Regions from separate parts of the Homo sapiens genome. Here region 2 is linked to region 1. Evidence: chromatin loops called from intact Hi-C (ENCODE). Cell type or tissue: PC-3. All regions are shown on one strand.

Evidence for each region. Peaks named below come from ENCODE experiments on the same cell type or tissue, not always from the same donor. Only the 100,000 strongest peaks of a DNase experiment are listed, where the experiment ranks them.
Region 2: a loop joins it to region 1, with 14 times the contacts of the local background. A loop is called at or near these places in 2 of 110 quality-filtered maps.

What each region holds. Positions count from the first base shown.
Region 1 is chr3:28,947,301-28,955,300 of GRCh38, forward strand. No RefSeq gene overlaps it. Among named protein-coding and RNA genes, the nearest start is that of RBMS3-AS3, 330 kb to the right of the region's middle. RefSeq lists an enhancer at 4,038-5,237. In PC-3, no CTCF peak of the experiment used is centred here; a DNase peak (open chromatin) is centred at 4,971; H3K27ac peaks cover 1,812 bases.
Region 2 is chr3:29,182,073-29,190,072 of GRCh38, forward strand. No RefSeq gene overlaps it. Among named protein-coding and RNA genes, the nearest start is that of RBMS3-AS3, 95 kb to the right of the region's middle. In PC-3, no CTCF peak of the experiment used is centred here; DNase peaks (open chromatin) are centred at 4,369 and 5,159; H3K27ac peaks cover 4,121 bases.

The sequences.
Region 1 (8,000 bases):
AATGAACTAAAGAGGCTGAAATAAATAATGTATAATAAAGCATTTGGTAAAAAGCAAGACGATTGGCATCAATGACCTGCTCTGACTCCACTTCCCATTCAGTGTTGTTCATACACTTCACAAATACCCAAATTCATCTTACCTACATCTCTCTCTATTCCTTTCATGTGTTTGACTTCTCCCCATGCAGTGTTTTATTGTAAATACCTCTTGTACTTTGATAACTACATTAAAATGAAAGCAATGTTTGTAGCAATTTATTTATACAGCTTTTTACTTTCTTTCATCTCAGCTGAATCCATAAATAAAAATGTCTTCTCTTTCAAGCAGTTGCCTATAAAGATATGCATATTTAAGAAAACCTGCAAAAGAATATGCTATCTTTATGATTTATTAAAAGAAGATAATTGAGGAGTTAAAAAATACCTTTCAGCCTACAATCATGAACTAAAGAGGGAAAATGTGTCGACTGGTATATATGCCAAGAATTGCTAGAAAATTATAGTTTTATTACTCAAGATCCTTTTCAGACAAATGGTTGGAGACAAATATTCCCTGTACTTTAACTGTGATTTATTTTACAAGTAAAGCTCTATCTATGCAGCATAACTTAAAGTTAGGATTTGAGTTAGATTGCCAGTTGTACCCAAGCCAAGCAATTCAAATTGTGAAGTGAAACTTTGAGTTGAATTCTCCAGCTTGTATTAAGATGGAAGGCTACTATATTGAGACCTTTCTATTAAAAATACAGGAAACACTTTTCTTCAGCTATTTTCCATCCCGGGTTTTCTGAAATAGACCATCTGCATTTCAATACTCCTTCCCATTTTCCCCATATGTATATCCTTTCCAATCAGAATATATGTTCCTATTTTTTGTTCAGCAAATGTAACTGCCATGTATGTTGTAAAATCTATCTTTTCCACATCTTAGTTCACTTTTAGAGACCACCCTTTTAGCAAGATTCGTCATTTCAGTAGTTTGGAAACAATAGCTTATTCAGGCAGCCACTTTTGATGGGAAATAGCATGGAATAGTGCAGGGTTTCCTAAACTGTGTTTCCCTGGGACATAGTTTCACAAAATGTTAATGAAAGTTTTATAGAGCATGGATTATTTGACTAGATACATGTAAGAATATTAAATTGAACAAAATTAAACAGTTTCTTTTTTGACAGGAGTTCCCAGAACTTTTGATAAGCACTTATGCATTGTGAATCTCAAGATAAATTTATAATTTCAGTCTTTCCAAAATTGTTATATATGTGGAACTCCCATTTTTCTTACAGGAAATTTTAATCTCCCATTTATTTATTGCTGCATCACATAACATCCCCTGATTTAAAACAATTTATTACTATCTGTCATAGTTCAGGCTTACTGGGTTCAATTGGGTGGTTCTAGCATGGATTCTTTTTTGCAGTTGCAATCAGATAGGCTGAGGATGAGTTATCTAAAGATGTAACTAGCCTACACATTTATGTGAATGGCAGTAGATGGTGGCTGTTGCCTAAGACCTCAGATGAGGTTGTCAGCAAGGACACTTATCTACATCTGTTTTCATGCTTTTGGCTTCTCTTACATTCTGTGAAGGAGCATTCTTGGACTCCCAGGGGAAAGCTCCATGGCTTCCAATAATCCAGCCTTGGAAGTCCCAGAACATCATTTTTGACACAGTTGTTTGGTCAAGCAAGGCCCAAAACCACCCTAGATTCAAGGGGAGGGGAATTAGAATCTATGTCTTGATAGAGACATGTGGACATTCAGGAAGGAAAATAATTCATGGTGGCCAACTCTGCAGATTATCCACCAGACTTTAACACCTCATGAGGCACTGAAATTCTGTGGAAAAGTTAGGGTAGTGGTGAATAGAAGTGTGTTGGGGAAATTGGTGTACAAGAATTCCCCATCAGGGAAAAATACTCTGTCATGGACATTGTTTAAAATTGTAGGTGTATGGTAATAACAAAAACATGCCAGCTTTTAGATAATTTTATTCTCATTTTAAAATTCCCTACAGAAGGGGTTGCCAGGTGAAGAACAAGATGCCCAGTTAAATTTGAATTTCAGATAAACAGCAAATAATTTTTTAGGTGTGGTATGTCTCACATATTGGACATACTTATACTAAAAAAAAATGGTTATTTATGTGAAATTCAAATTGACCTTTTGTATTTTTATTTGTTAAATCTGGCAACACTGTCTACAGATAACATATTATTTTATTGTTAGTGTTATTATTAGACTCTTCCTTCTGCCCCGCTTAACATTGCTACACCATTGAGTTTGTGGATAAAAAAAATGATGTCGCAAAAAGAACTTAGGTTTTAGAACCAGAGATATCTGATTTCAGATCCTAGCTTTGCCATGTACCAGCCTTATAACTGTAAATTATTTAAGCTCAGCAAGCCTAAGTTTCATCATCTGTTGGGACTAGTCATAACTACCTGGCAGAATTGCTAGGTGCTTAGATGAGATGTCTTCTGTAAACACCTAAACCTGTGATTGAGGTATAACAGGCATGGAGCCAAAGTTAATCTTGGTTCCTGTTTCCCTGCTAAAGCTGAGGCAAGAGGAAAATTCTGCTTAGTTTCCTGGATGGTGTTTATTTGATGAAGGATGTCAACTGGTAGAGATCTAGGTGGGACTTTTAATTCTTGCAGGTGAATGGAGTAAGTAAGATGTCATCTTGGGAGTTGAAAGTTTGATGGGAAGAAAGATATGTTTAAAGTGATGATGGCAACTGTGCTGTCAACACTGTGATCATCCCATAAGGTCTATTATGTAATCCTCTGAATTACTTACTCAACAATATTTTTATTTTGATTTTATTTGCTTGCATATCCATACTTTTATGTAGATTGTTACTCAAAATCTGTTATAGTATAATTCATTATGGGGTAAATTCCATATCTGTTATTCTGATTAACCACACCAAGAAAAATTTGGGACAAGTGAAATCTGAATTAATACAGTAAAAGCAGTATCTCTTGGATAAAACTCGAATATGCAGGGAAATATTTAATGAACACATACTGTGACAAACACTGTGGAATTCTCTCTGAAATAGGTTGTGGTTAGCTCCATGTTTATAGCTAGGGAAATTGAGGCTCAAATTGGCCTGAAAAGAGTTACAAGGCAAATAAAAGCAAATAAACTCCTCCCCTCCAACTCTTTTGTAACACCCCTTGTTTAGGTCACCAATAGCATTCATGTCACTGAGTGCAATGGACATTTCTCAGTTCTGATATTGGTTGACCTTTCAGCAGTATTCCACAGTGTTTACCATGACTCCCCTGTTTGAAAGACCCTGTTCTGTTCTCAGTAATACTTCACTCTCCTGAGTCCCTCCATCTTCTCTGGCTTTTCTTTTATTTCTTGGAGGCTTGTCTTTTTCATTAGGTATGTTTTGAAGTTCCTCAAGACTGGGCCTGAGGCATCTTCTCTTCTATTTTTTCTCTTTTACCTTTAGGGGAAAAGAAAAGTGATAGGTGATTTATTTATTTATTTATTTATTTATTTATTTATTTATTACCTATCACTAGGTTCATGGCTGTGGTTCTTAAAGATTAATAAGAGACAATTATACAGATTTATTTAATGTAAGTTTTATATGACATGAGAACCTTCAGAAATGGGGAGCCAAGGAAACAGGGAAAGCTGTACATTTTTATGTTAGGTTTGACAAAGAAGTCAATAGTAATGGATAAGTATGATTGGACAAAGGGAATACCATTTAATGATAATACATCAACTTAGCAAGGCCTATTTGTTCAGATTCTTCTCAACGTCCCTGATTCTTCAGAGATAGGGATGTTCCTTTTCTCCAGGTATGGGGGGGTATCTTTTGAATGATGGTCTTATGACCTGCTTCAGGGGAGAAGGAAGGGAGAGGATCAGAGAGTGACCTTCCTAGGTTTTATGGCTTACTTCAAGGGAGAACGGTGATAGGAAGGTGGGAGAGACTTCCTTGCTTCTGTTTTCTCAGATACCAAGGTACCACATTTTGGGATACTGTATACTGTTCCCCATCTTATCTCAATCACATGTACAGCTTCAGTTAGCACTTACCATAGTTCTCCGGGTCTCACACATCTCTCCACTGCCCACACCAGGGTTACACCTTTATTTTCATTGGTTTGCTTATTTCTTAATATCTTCATGTCTGCTTTTACTTACTGTCAGATCCTTAGGGCCTTGCATTTAGTGGTCATTTTACATAGACTTGAGGATTGAAAGAATACATGAATGAATGAACCCAGATTACTGTGACCTGAAACCTCTTTTTTTCACTCCCTACTCTGCATCCCAAAGAACTTTAGGCACCAGAAAATCCCAGAACTTCATTTTGTACACAAGGGGGCTGAAATTCAGAGAAACCTAAAAAGTTTGGCAAAGTCACATAGCACTCAGAAGCTGGGTCTAGTATTCTGCTCTCTCAAAGACTGGGGCTGTGTGCCTCTCTGTAGATTTGATCCCAGCTCACCTGCATGACTGAACATGTTCACAAGAATGATGGTTTTCCTTTTCTGGTAATGGAAAAGTGGTCTTTAGCAACTGGATTAGCATATGTTCATTCTATAATTCATCTCTGCCCTTTAGATGCAGCCAGAATCTGAGATACGTACCTGTATCACTTTCCCAGCACTTTCCTTTATTGGTTTGTCTTTTACAATGACTCAGCATTTTTCATCATGCCTTGTTTTCCGCTCTTTACTGTATCTGAGAAAAATAGCCCTTTAATAATAAAATATGATAGTTCACACAAACTTAATAGAATTCTTAGAAATTCCGTATGTCAAAGGTTTGAAGTTCTGTGTTGAAATACCAAAAATATTAGTAAAATCCTATATAGCTAATAGCTTTTTCTAAAACCCCACAAAAAGATTTCTCTCTTTCCATACTAGAGTCTGCACACATATGCTGTGGTTGGTGGTGTGGTGAGTGGTACTTTTTTTATTGATTGACAGAGTAAATAGAGTATAAAGCCAAAATAATCCACAGCAGATGACTAAAAGCATGTTAAACTTAGCTAAGAGTAAAGGTACTTGCCATTTTTAAACCTTCCTTTTGCTTCCTCTTTTTTTCTAGTGGTGGTGGAGGGTGTGGCAGGGTAATGTGGATTGCCAAAGCAAGCAAAAGGGAAAGGAAAAACATAGCATACATGAGAAACGTTAGGAAAAGAATTGAACAATATTTCCATTCTGTTACAGAGTTACATCATTATTGACTGATGGAACTGAAAAAACCCTTAGAAACTATCCTTCTTACTCCTTCAGTTTTACAGATGAAAATTGCAAAGTCCGGAGAGGTTATGTGATTTATCCAGGGTCACACAATTATTTAATGAAAGAGTTGAGTTGAGGTCATTTGATGTCGGTTTGTCCTGCAAAGTTCAGCTTGCTTATTATATTCTCTATGACATCTTTTATCAGTTCGCCCAGTCCATTGTGCCCCACCGTACCAGTATTGCCATAGCACCCTGCATTTCCTGTGCACTATGTGGTGTCATATGTGCCTCTTGTCTGCGTCAGATTTTGAGCTCCATGAGTTCTGCGATTGCACTGTTCATGTGTCAAGGAGGAAGAAGGCAAGAGGGTTATTGACATGTCCTCTTGTGTGGTGAGGATTGCTACACTTTTTCCAAATATAGGCCTCTTTGCCCATCCCTACCTATAAATTTCCCAGACAGCTCTTTTGTTCTGTGGTACTTTCATCTTACCTAATATCTAAGACCCAGCCTGTCTCATTGGTAATGCTTTGCTACCGCACCTGTCATCCTTACCTGTGTCTGCTACTCATGAGTTGACCCAGGGAAGGCTATTTAGTCTTGTTGAGGACCAGTTTTCTTTAGTCTGGGTATACAAATGGGTATACAAACAGCTGTATTTTAAGATATTCATTTAGACTATGCAAAAGGGGAAGAAGGAAGTCTTTCTGTGTGTATGCCCATTTCACAGACAAAAGAAAACTGGTCCTCAACAAGACTAAATAGCTTATCATTTATCATTTTTCTCTTGGGTCCTCATAGAGAGTGGGCTGAACTGGCGAGGCAGTAAATAAAGTGGTCTACTTGCTTCCTTACAACTTGCTGAGTAGTTTTAGTTGTTGTTGTCATGATTATTGCTGTTTTACTTTTGGTTCCTAAGATTTTTACACTTTTGCTCATCTAGAATTTATTATCTAGGATTTCCTAATGATAAGATGGATTACACCGATCGATTTTTGAATGTTGAATTCTCTTTGCATACCCGGAATAAATTCCACTTGGTTGTGGTATATATTTCCTTTTATATCAATACTTTAAAAAATTCATTTGCTAATTTTTGGAGGAATTTTGCAGCTATGTTCATGATAGATATCAGCCTCTAATATCAGCCAACACCATTAAAATTAGACCAGTTAATAATCCTACAATGCCACTAAGTGTTCAAATAAAAGAAAGAGTTGCACATCTCTCATTTTAAATCAACTGCTAGAAATGATTATTCTTAGTGAGGAGTGTGTGTCACAAACCAAAATAGGATGAAAGCTAGGCCTCTTGTGCCAGACAGTTAGCCAAGTTGTGAATACAAAGAAAAAGTTCTTAAAGGAAACTGAAAATGCTACTTCAGTAGCAACAAAGCCTGGATGACAGCACATTTGTTTACAGAATGGTTGACTGCATATTTTAATTCCACTGTTGAGACCTCCTGCTGAGAAAAAAAAATCCTTTCAAAATAGTATTGCTCATTGACAATGTACCTGTCATCCAAGAGCTCTGATGGAGATGTACAAGATTAATGCTGTTTTCATAGCTGCTAACACAACGTGAACACATGAATGATAAGAAAGTGAAAAGTTTTGTTGCTGATATGAAGAAAATTTTAGTGATCTGGATAGAAGATCAAACCGGCCACAACATTCCCTTATGCCAAAACTTAATCCAGAGCAAGGCCCTAACTGCCTACAATTCTATGAATGTTGAAAGAGATGAGGAAGCTGTAGAAGAAAACTTTAAAGCAAGCAGACGTTGGTTCATGCAGTTTAAAAAAAGAAGCCATCTCTATAACATAAAAGTTCAAGGTGAAGTAGCAAGTGCTAATGGAAAGGATGCAACAAGTTATTCAGAAGGTCTAGCTAAGATAATCCATTTTCCAGGTAGACAAAACAGACTTATATTAGAAGATGTCATCTAAGACTTTCATAGCTAGAGAGGAGAAGTTAATGTCTGGCTTCAAAACTTCAAAGGGTAGGCTGACTCTTGTTGGAGCTATTGCAGCTGGTGACTTTAAGTTGAAGCCAGTGCTCATTACCATTTTGAAAATCCTAGATCCTTTCTAAGAATTATGCTAAAACTACTCTGCCGACACTCTTTAAATGAAACAACAAAGCCTGGTGTACAAGATTAATGCTGTTTTCATAGCTGCTTGAAGGCTCAGATGATTATTAACATTTTTAGCAATATGCACTTTTGACACAATGCTACTGAAGACTTAATAGATTATGATGTAGTGTAGAGCTAACTATATCTACAGTAAAAAAACATAAAATTCAGTATGACTCACTTCATTGTGATATTCTCTTCATTGAGGTGGTCTGGAACTGGACCTGCCATATCTCTGATGATCATCTGTATCTAATTTGTGTTTACCTATTGATGTAAGCAAGTTTGGGTTGTGTTTCCATATGGGCTTTTCGGTGCCATCTTAATGAGAGGCTTTGTTAGGCAGTTTATATGTGTTGTTCATTCAGTCTTCACAAGAGCTTTATGGGTCAGATATTCCTACTAACTTGTTACAGATGAGGAAACAGAGTGTCAAATATTGTTTTATAATAAACAGGAAGAGTATTATCCATTGTATAGGTACTTTAAAATAGGTGCTTTAAAATAGTTCTTGATTGCTTTCCTAATCTCCTTACACATATAGAGACCTATGCTGTGTTAGCTGTATAATCTGAAAGCAAGAGATCATTTGGTAGAAACAAAATGAAATGGCTTAATGTTGGCAGGGTGTTAAC
Region 2 (8,000 bases), 230 kb after region 1:
TTATAAATAGAATTTATTGTGAAAGTCACTGTGCTACTGGGGTAAGTGGCTATTGCAATTTGAGGATAGAAAGTGTTCTCTGAAAAGAAACTATTATATGCCTTATATGCCATGGCCATCTGAGGACAAAGAAGGACAGAAGATACAAGTGAGTTTTGTTTTCAGTGAATTCTACCCTATGCACAGTTATGAACAACCAGATATATTTAACATTTAAAAAATGCATATTTTCCTACCCCTCTATTTTCAGTTATGTAGGTAGAGCAGGTTAGGGGTGAATGATGATTTCGAATCCTTCACCATTTTGCTCTTTAGAAAGTAGAATGGTGACCTGTATAAATGTATCCAGATTCCTGCTGATGTCTCCCAGGACAGCAATAGACTTACGGAGTTTAAAGACTAGTTAGAGTTGAGAAGCAGCCTGTGCCTTAATCCAATCCTTGTAAACTAAGATTTTTGTTTACTGCCTTCAGATGAGACTAATGGTAAATTTCTAAGGTGAACACTATGATAAAAGGACATTTATATAATTGAAAATATCACTGTTGCTGTCACCACTAAAATATATCTTATTTCTAAAGGCTGGAGTTGCATCTTGCAACTAGAAAAAAAACTGTTTTCAATAAGATCAATTTCAAAGAGCCTTTGTGCTTTGTGATCCGGTCAAAATTCGAATAGTGAGAAAATACTTTTATCCCATTCAGAACGGTATTTGATGCAGTATTTGAACAGTATTTGATGCATCCTCTTAAGCCATCAGCCATTTCTCTTAATCAGCTGAGTCCTGTGCCTTGGTCATACATGAGAATACATGCTGCGATATATTGCTGGCTCAGGTTTAATAAAGAGCTGTCTTCACATTGCATTTCTTTCTTTTTGATAGTCTAGCTCCACAGTGAGAGCCTATCAAACTAGTAAGTCACGAGTGACCATGAGCCCTGGCTTCAGCTCCCAGTGGAACAGCAGCCAACCAGCCTGGAATACATACTCCTTTCCAAGAGCCAGCCTGCACTACCAGTCCCATGCCAGCTATACCTACTGTACTGGACACCCTGCTGTAAGTACCTTATTTTTCTGTATTTTGAAAATTGGATGATTTATGCAGTTACATTTTCAATCTAGCGTGGGTATCTATTAATTGGGCTTTTTTTCTAATGATATAATGCTTCTAAGGTAAGAATTTGCTGCTCTTGAGTAAAAGAGATAAGAATTTAAAAAGTCTTTTAAGTGTTTAAGTAACATGTTTGGATGATTTTTGCTGAAAACTGATATTGCACTAAAAGTTATTTCTAAGTGATGTAGTGTTGGTGTGGAGACTGGATGCACATGTATCTCTGGTTTTATTCTTCTGGTTTCCTTTTGACTGTTGCTTATGAATTTAGTTGGTTGCTTTTGTGCTGAGACAGGATGTCTTTCAAAATGACATAAGAAGCCAGTGGCGGGGGGGGATCATGGATGCCCCCACTTTCATCAGTGGCCTCGTTGACATATTTATACAGACATAAATATGTAGAAATCGATTCATCAGTAGGGTGTTTTTCAGTTACTATTACACAGATATCTGAGGTTGTTGGCATAGATGACTCAAAGGGCAAGGGAAATAAACCTCTAATAAGGGAAAAATGAACTCATGGAATTTGAAGACCTTTTAGAGTAGGGTACGTATTTCACCAATATGTTTTTCTGTTTTGATTCAATTCTTATGGAGTAAAATTTTTCTTTGATTGCAAATTACCTTTTGTATACTTGAAAAACGTCATGATTAATGTTGATTAGTAAGATCTCTCTTTACTGCTAAGAACCCACGCACAGGATTCCTAGAAAATGAAAGACCTTTGAAAGTGAATCACATATGCCTCTCGTAGCAAATCGTCTAATTGGTGAGTCACAGTAGACATGGATTCTGCAGCCATTTCATTCAGAAGACCTATTGTAGACTTCTGTACTTCAGCTATCCTGCTGGCATTTTAAGGTTATGGAACTATAAAGTACACAGTGCTTCTAAGTTGAGAGAATGTGTCTCAAATATCATGTCATAATTTCACTTAAAAGAAGACTCGAGGAATTCACTTAAAATGTAAATTAGTATGACTTTTTTCATAGGCAATTTGGAAATAACTATCAAAATTGCACATACTTTTGACTCAATAATTAAACTTTTGGCATTTAATCGGACATGTACAGGATATATGCACAAGGATAGTGTTGACAACAGTTTTGAAATTACTTGGACCTCAATAACCATATTTTCTTTTCATTTATCTTTTAACAAATACTTATTAAGCATTATTAACCATTTAATATGTTCGGTATTTTTCTAGGTGAAAGAAATCCAAGAGTGAACAAGACCAAGTCTTGCTCTTATGGAACTTCTATTCTAGGGAATGGGGAAGTTGGTTATTATATAAAAAAAATATAAATACAAAGAAGCAAACAAGAGAGAAAATTATACCACAGTGTTATATGCTAAGCAAAATAAATTCTACACAGAGACTTAAAATAAATAGAAGTAACAGAGAATAACTGGGTGGCTACTTGTGATTGTGTGGTCCACCAAGTCCTCATTCAGGAGGCCGGGTTTTATCTGAGATCTGAATGAAAAAGAGATGTAACTAGTCAGAGTTTGGGAGGATGAGCATTATAAGCAGAGGAAACAGCTAGTGTGAAGGATCTGAGGCAGCAGTGAGCCTGGTTCCCTACACAGGGAGAAAGTCATTGGAACTTAGGAGAGAATAGAGAGATAAAGTCAGAGAGAGAGAGACAGGGACCACTTTATTCAGATTGAAAAGTAGCACTTTGTCATACCAAGTAAGGAGTTTATATTTTATTTAACTGCGATGGAAAACTATCAGAGTGTTTTAAGCAAGGAAATAACATGACATAATTTTTTTAGGACTCAGTCTGACTGCTAAGTGGAAAATTTCTGGTGGAGTAATAGGAAGTAAAGCACAGAGTCAAATTAGGAGAGTATTACACACACATATGTGTGACTGCAAAAAAATACATTTTCTTGTAATATCCTTTGACCTATTTGGTGTTCAAAATATATGGAACCTGTATTTATAATGAAAAACCAAGTTGCATTTATTTTGCATAAATTTTTCTTTAGTAACCAGTTTCATATCTAGTATGTCTCATTAGTTTCTTCTTGAGTAGTTATTTGTCAAGCCAGAAGATGACAAATTGTAATTTAATAAAGTATTTCAATTCATATTCTTATTGGCTTCAAGGTCATCTAAAAGTAGCTGACATTAATTGAGCACTTAATGTTTTCCAAGCTCTGTACTAAGTACTTTTACATGAATTTCACACACACACACACACACACACACACACACACACACTTTTTTCAGAACAGTCCTAGGAGGTAGGTACTATTATTATCATTTTAAGGGTTAGTGAAATGAAGTTCAGAAAAATTAAGTATCTTTTCTTAAGTTACACGACCAGAAGTGGGGCCTGAGATTCAAACATTGGCTGTCTAGCCTCCCACTAGTATTCTTATCCATTGTATTATATTGCCCCTTGACATTGAATCACTGTGTCTTTATTTACATGCCAAGGACAGTTACATGATTATATCTCAGAAAGAACCCTTGCTAATAATTTAGTTTAGATGTTCATGTTACTCTTTAGAGAAATATTTGCATTTATAGGATACTTGATTTTAGGTCTGGGGGTAGGAGGAAACAATAGGTGCTATCATGTCTTAGAAACCACTAGGAAAATTACAGGTTATCTAGCTACTTTTTGTGCTTTAAGGCCCAGCAGCTGATACTTTCTTTTGTCTCGCTGCTGTGAGTCAAGTGAGTCAAGTAAGAAAAGTAGAAGTAAAAGATTAGAAAATCCTTAAGAAATAGTCATGGGCTTCACACTTCTGATTTCAAGGACACTCTGAGGATCAACTTTAAAGCCTACTTGGAATTCTTTCATTATCCCAACATTATAACTTTCTTTCAAATTTTCTTTCCATGCCTGAACAGATGGCATTAAACTCTTGACTCACAGATCAGTGCTCATTTAACTCTGCTACTGCTTTGTGAAAGGAATTATATAATCTAAAAATACATCAGAGGTTCAATATAGGGAGACTTTGAGGGCTGGGTTTGGAAGACAACATGCAAAAATGTTGACTATTTCATAGTTTTTACTTGAGTCCATTTTTCAAGAGAAATATTTGGGGCTTCAAAATGTGAGAGTGGATTCCATAGTTGCTATGCAGTCTAAGATCCACAGTGGTTTCGTGGTTAAAACCACAGAAATGGAATTCTTGTCTGAATAGATTCCCAGTGATTTTCTTGAGTCACATAATTTAGTAGCCTTTAATGGAGCTATAAATCCTCTGCCTGCCTTGTGAAACTCATGTCCTTTTCTCCAAGTCACTAGTTTGATTGAAGATTTCCAGTTTTTTAACTGGATATCCTGGAGTTACAAGGGTGTCAGCCAATGTGGTATTTGTGTAGTAAGTATATGTGACTCAAAGGCTTCCCCTTTGCCTCTATTCCCCTGCTTCTGAGGAATCCTGATATCCCATGAATGTGTGGTTAGTTAACTTGAAATTGGTAACCTTGAGATTTTATTCTAGGATTTAATCTAGATTTTATCTCAGAATGCAGTTAGGCCTCTCCCTGACCAAGTAAGGATTTTCTCAGAGCTCTTTTGTACATCACTGTATTAGTTTCCTATGACTGCTGTAACAAATTACCGCTGACATTGAGCTAAAAACAACATGTCTATCTTTTATAGTTCTGGAGGTTGGAAGGCTGAAATGAGTTTCACTGAGCTGAAATCAAGGTGTTGGTAAGGCTGTGCTCCCTCACGAGGCTCCAGAGGAGAATCTATTTCTTGGCCTTTTCCAGCTTCCAGAGCTATATTTATTGCATATCTTGGCTCATAGGCCCTTCTTCATCTTCAAGGCCAGCAGCATAGCATCTTCACATCTATCTCTGCTCCATCTTCAGATCACCTTCCCTATCTATAGTCAAATCTCTCTCTGCTTCCCTTTTACAAGCTCACTTGTTATTTCATTTAAGGGGCCACCTGGCTAATCCAGGATAATCTCCCTGTCTAAATATTTTTAAGTTAGTCACATCTGCAAATTTTATTTTGCCATATAAAGTCATACTCACAGGTTCTGGGGATTAGGTCATAGACATCCTGGTGAACCATTATTCACCTTACACTGATCATAATATTCCGTGACTCAATGACTAATTTCTGAGTCATTAGGTAAGTATTTGGGGCTTCTTGAAATTAATGAGGCTTATCTTACTGAGGGAGATAATATGAGAGGGATTCTTTGAGTGATAGAGGATGAAATCCCTGTGGCAATTCAAAATTATTGAAACTCACAAATATAAGTTTGATTTTCCAGAAATCCACTGTATTTCCACTTCTAAAATGACGTCAGTGTTAACTATCCCCTTGGTAACTACTCCAATACATATCTTAAAAGAAAATAAAAAGACAGGATTACTAAAGCTCTACTAATGTTTTATTCACTGCACTAGAATTTCCAGGCATCTAGAATGCCCTCACCAGCTTGGATAATATTCAAGAAGTGGCAAAAAGTAATATTCAAAATATTCAAGTAATGAAATATTACAACTTTTTAGCCACATATTAAATACGGAAATACCTTTTATTATCCAAGGAAACTACTAATATATAAGTGAATTTATATAGTGATATTATTTGTAGTACATTTTATTCCAAAAATCATTCCACAAGTTTCCAAATAGTATATGGACTAGTGTGTTGGTGTGATCTGTCATTTGACACTTCTGTTACTAGCTAAATGATAACTCTATCTGCTTCATGACTTAACATCACTTAACATGGAATAACATCGAATTTCCAACAACTTTCTATTAATTGAGAACCATTATATGAGGATAATGTTAATTAAAAGGAAGAGGATTCATTTTCTGCCTTCATACTAGCTCTCTGGTCTCCCTGCATCTACTCCTCTCTTGCTCCTTTCTTTTCTCACATTTGAAATTTATAATTTAAATGATCCTAGGGACGTGGAGAAAAAGAAGGGAATTAGAAAGAGATGGAAAGTAGATAGTAACGATCTGATCCTAGGTGCTGAGGCCAGGAGCCTGTGTACCTTCTTTTTTTTTTTTTTTTTTCCTTTTCCAGTGAGGAAGTACAATATGACTTTTCACCCCACTGAGGCTAATGAGGAGACAGTGCCCAAGTGTAGCCCACTTAATAAGGGAGACAAAGCAGAAAGAGGTAAAGAAAATAGAAAGAGGTAAAGAAAACCTCTGAGCAGGTGCTCAGAGGTTCATGCTGCCTGCAGGTAGTAGAGGCTTCTTCTAAGCCTTTGTCTATCCCTTCAGAAAATAGCAGGCACAAAGGAGAGGAAAAGTGGGAGGGCTGTACTAATTTTCTCTTTCAAAAAAAAAAAAAAAAAAAAGATCTGAAAGGGGAAGGGTGCAGACCTAGTACTGTCTTGCTGAAAGAGTCTCTCCTTTAGTCATTAAATAGGTTTCCAGGAGATTCCCTCCCTAGAAACTTGTTTACAAGCCTCAGAGACAACTGCCTTTCACCAAGAATTAGGTTGTCAAATGAAACAAGGGTTCCCAAACCTACCAGAAGGGACATTAGCCCACAGTAAAGGCATTTTCTGTGTATGTCTATGGCAACTGCCTATATCCCTGGCACCTAATAGCCTGAATAGCTGCTTCCTCAGCCCAGACCATGCTTTTCCCCATGGATAGGGACATGCGTTTTTTGTTTTTGATTTTTTGTTTTTGAAGTGTATAGAAAAGATAGGAAGAGGTTGAAGTCTCCTTTCTTCTATATGAGGACCTTTATGCATCAAAGACCTACCAACTTTGCAAATAAATAGCAAATCCTCTGTCACAGGTCCTCTATCTCTGCGCTCCAATGCCTGAGCCAGAAAGATATCTTGGAATCACAGCTTACTTGTTCATAGTTTCTGAAATGATACACAAATGCTGGGATTTAGATTATTAATTTTCATTGGTTATTCCAATTACTTTTATTCTATTTACTAATGTGTGGAAGTGTGTCAACACTTTAACAATTAGTATTTCTCTATACTAGCTTAATAATAGGTCTACCTAGACTCTTGGAGCTATGGAAAACTTTTCAAAAAGTACTGACAATAGACAGTTTTCAAAAGATAATGAACAGATCTCCAGATACTGTGAATTCTCTTTTGTAAACTGATTTGCCTGAAAACTCACCAGTATTACAATAGCTAAGGTCAACATATTCCCCAGTTTTCCTAGTTTATGCTTATTTCCTAGTATAGTTATTAATGATATCCCCTTTAACTCTAAAAAGTGTTTAGGTTTAGAAGTTATATTATATGGTCTCCCTACCACACTCCTTTACAAAAAAAAGGCATATTCCTTGCACATAAATCTTACTGTGCTTCACTGCTTCAGGGTTTAAAATCTCTCCAGGGAGCACCAACAAAGGAGATGCCTCATGTAATGATTAATCAGGTACCATAAACCAATGGGGCTTCTAGTCTTTTCCAGCCATGTATGTATCTCTGTACTAAGGGAGAAGGAAAGTCTTTAACTTACATCTTTTGCAATTATTTAAACTTTTAATGAGATTTTTAGATAACTGAGAAATGGGATACAGGGCATGTAATTTTTCAAAATTCTTCTAGGCATATGTGAACAGTTTGAAGACCTTGGCTCAATGGTAGTTTTCCTAAGCTTCCTTTTTTACATCATGGAGGCCACTTTTAGTGAAAGGAGCTGCTCAGAATTCACAACTCTTGCTGCCCCCAACTCTGCTCAATTTTCCCAAAGGCCAAGAGAATAAATACTCTGCACACCTGTATCTCTTTCATTGTATAGCACATCTAAGCCTATAATTTTTTCCCCTAACATAAATCTCCAAGACTAAATAGACAAGGCAGATAATAACATGGTTGACTTCATTTAAGGTGGGTTAACAAACTTTATCAATTAAAATTATTTTGCTACTCATAACAGAACATCCAACTG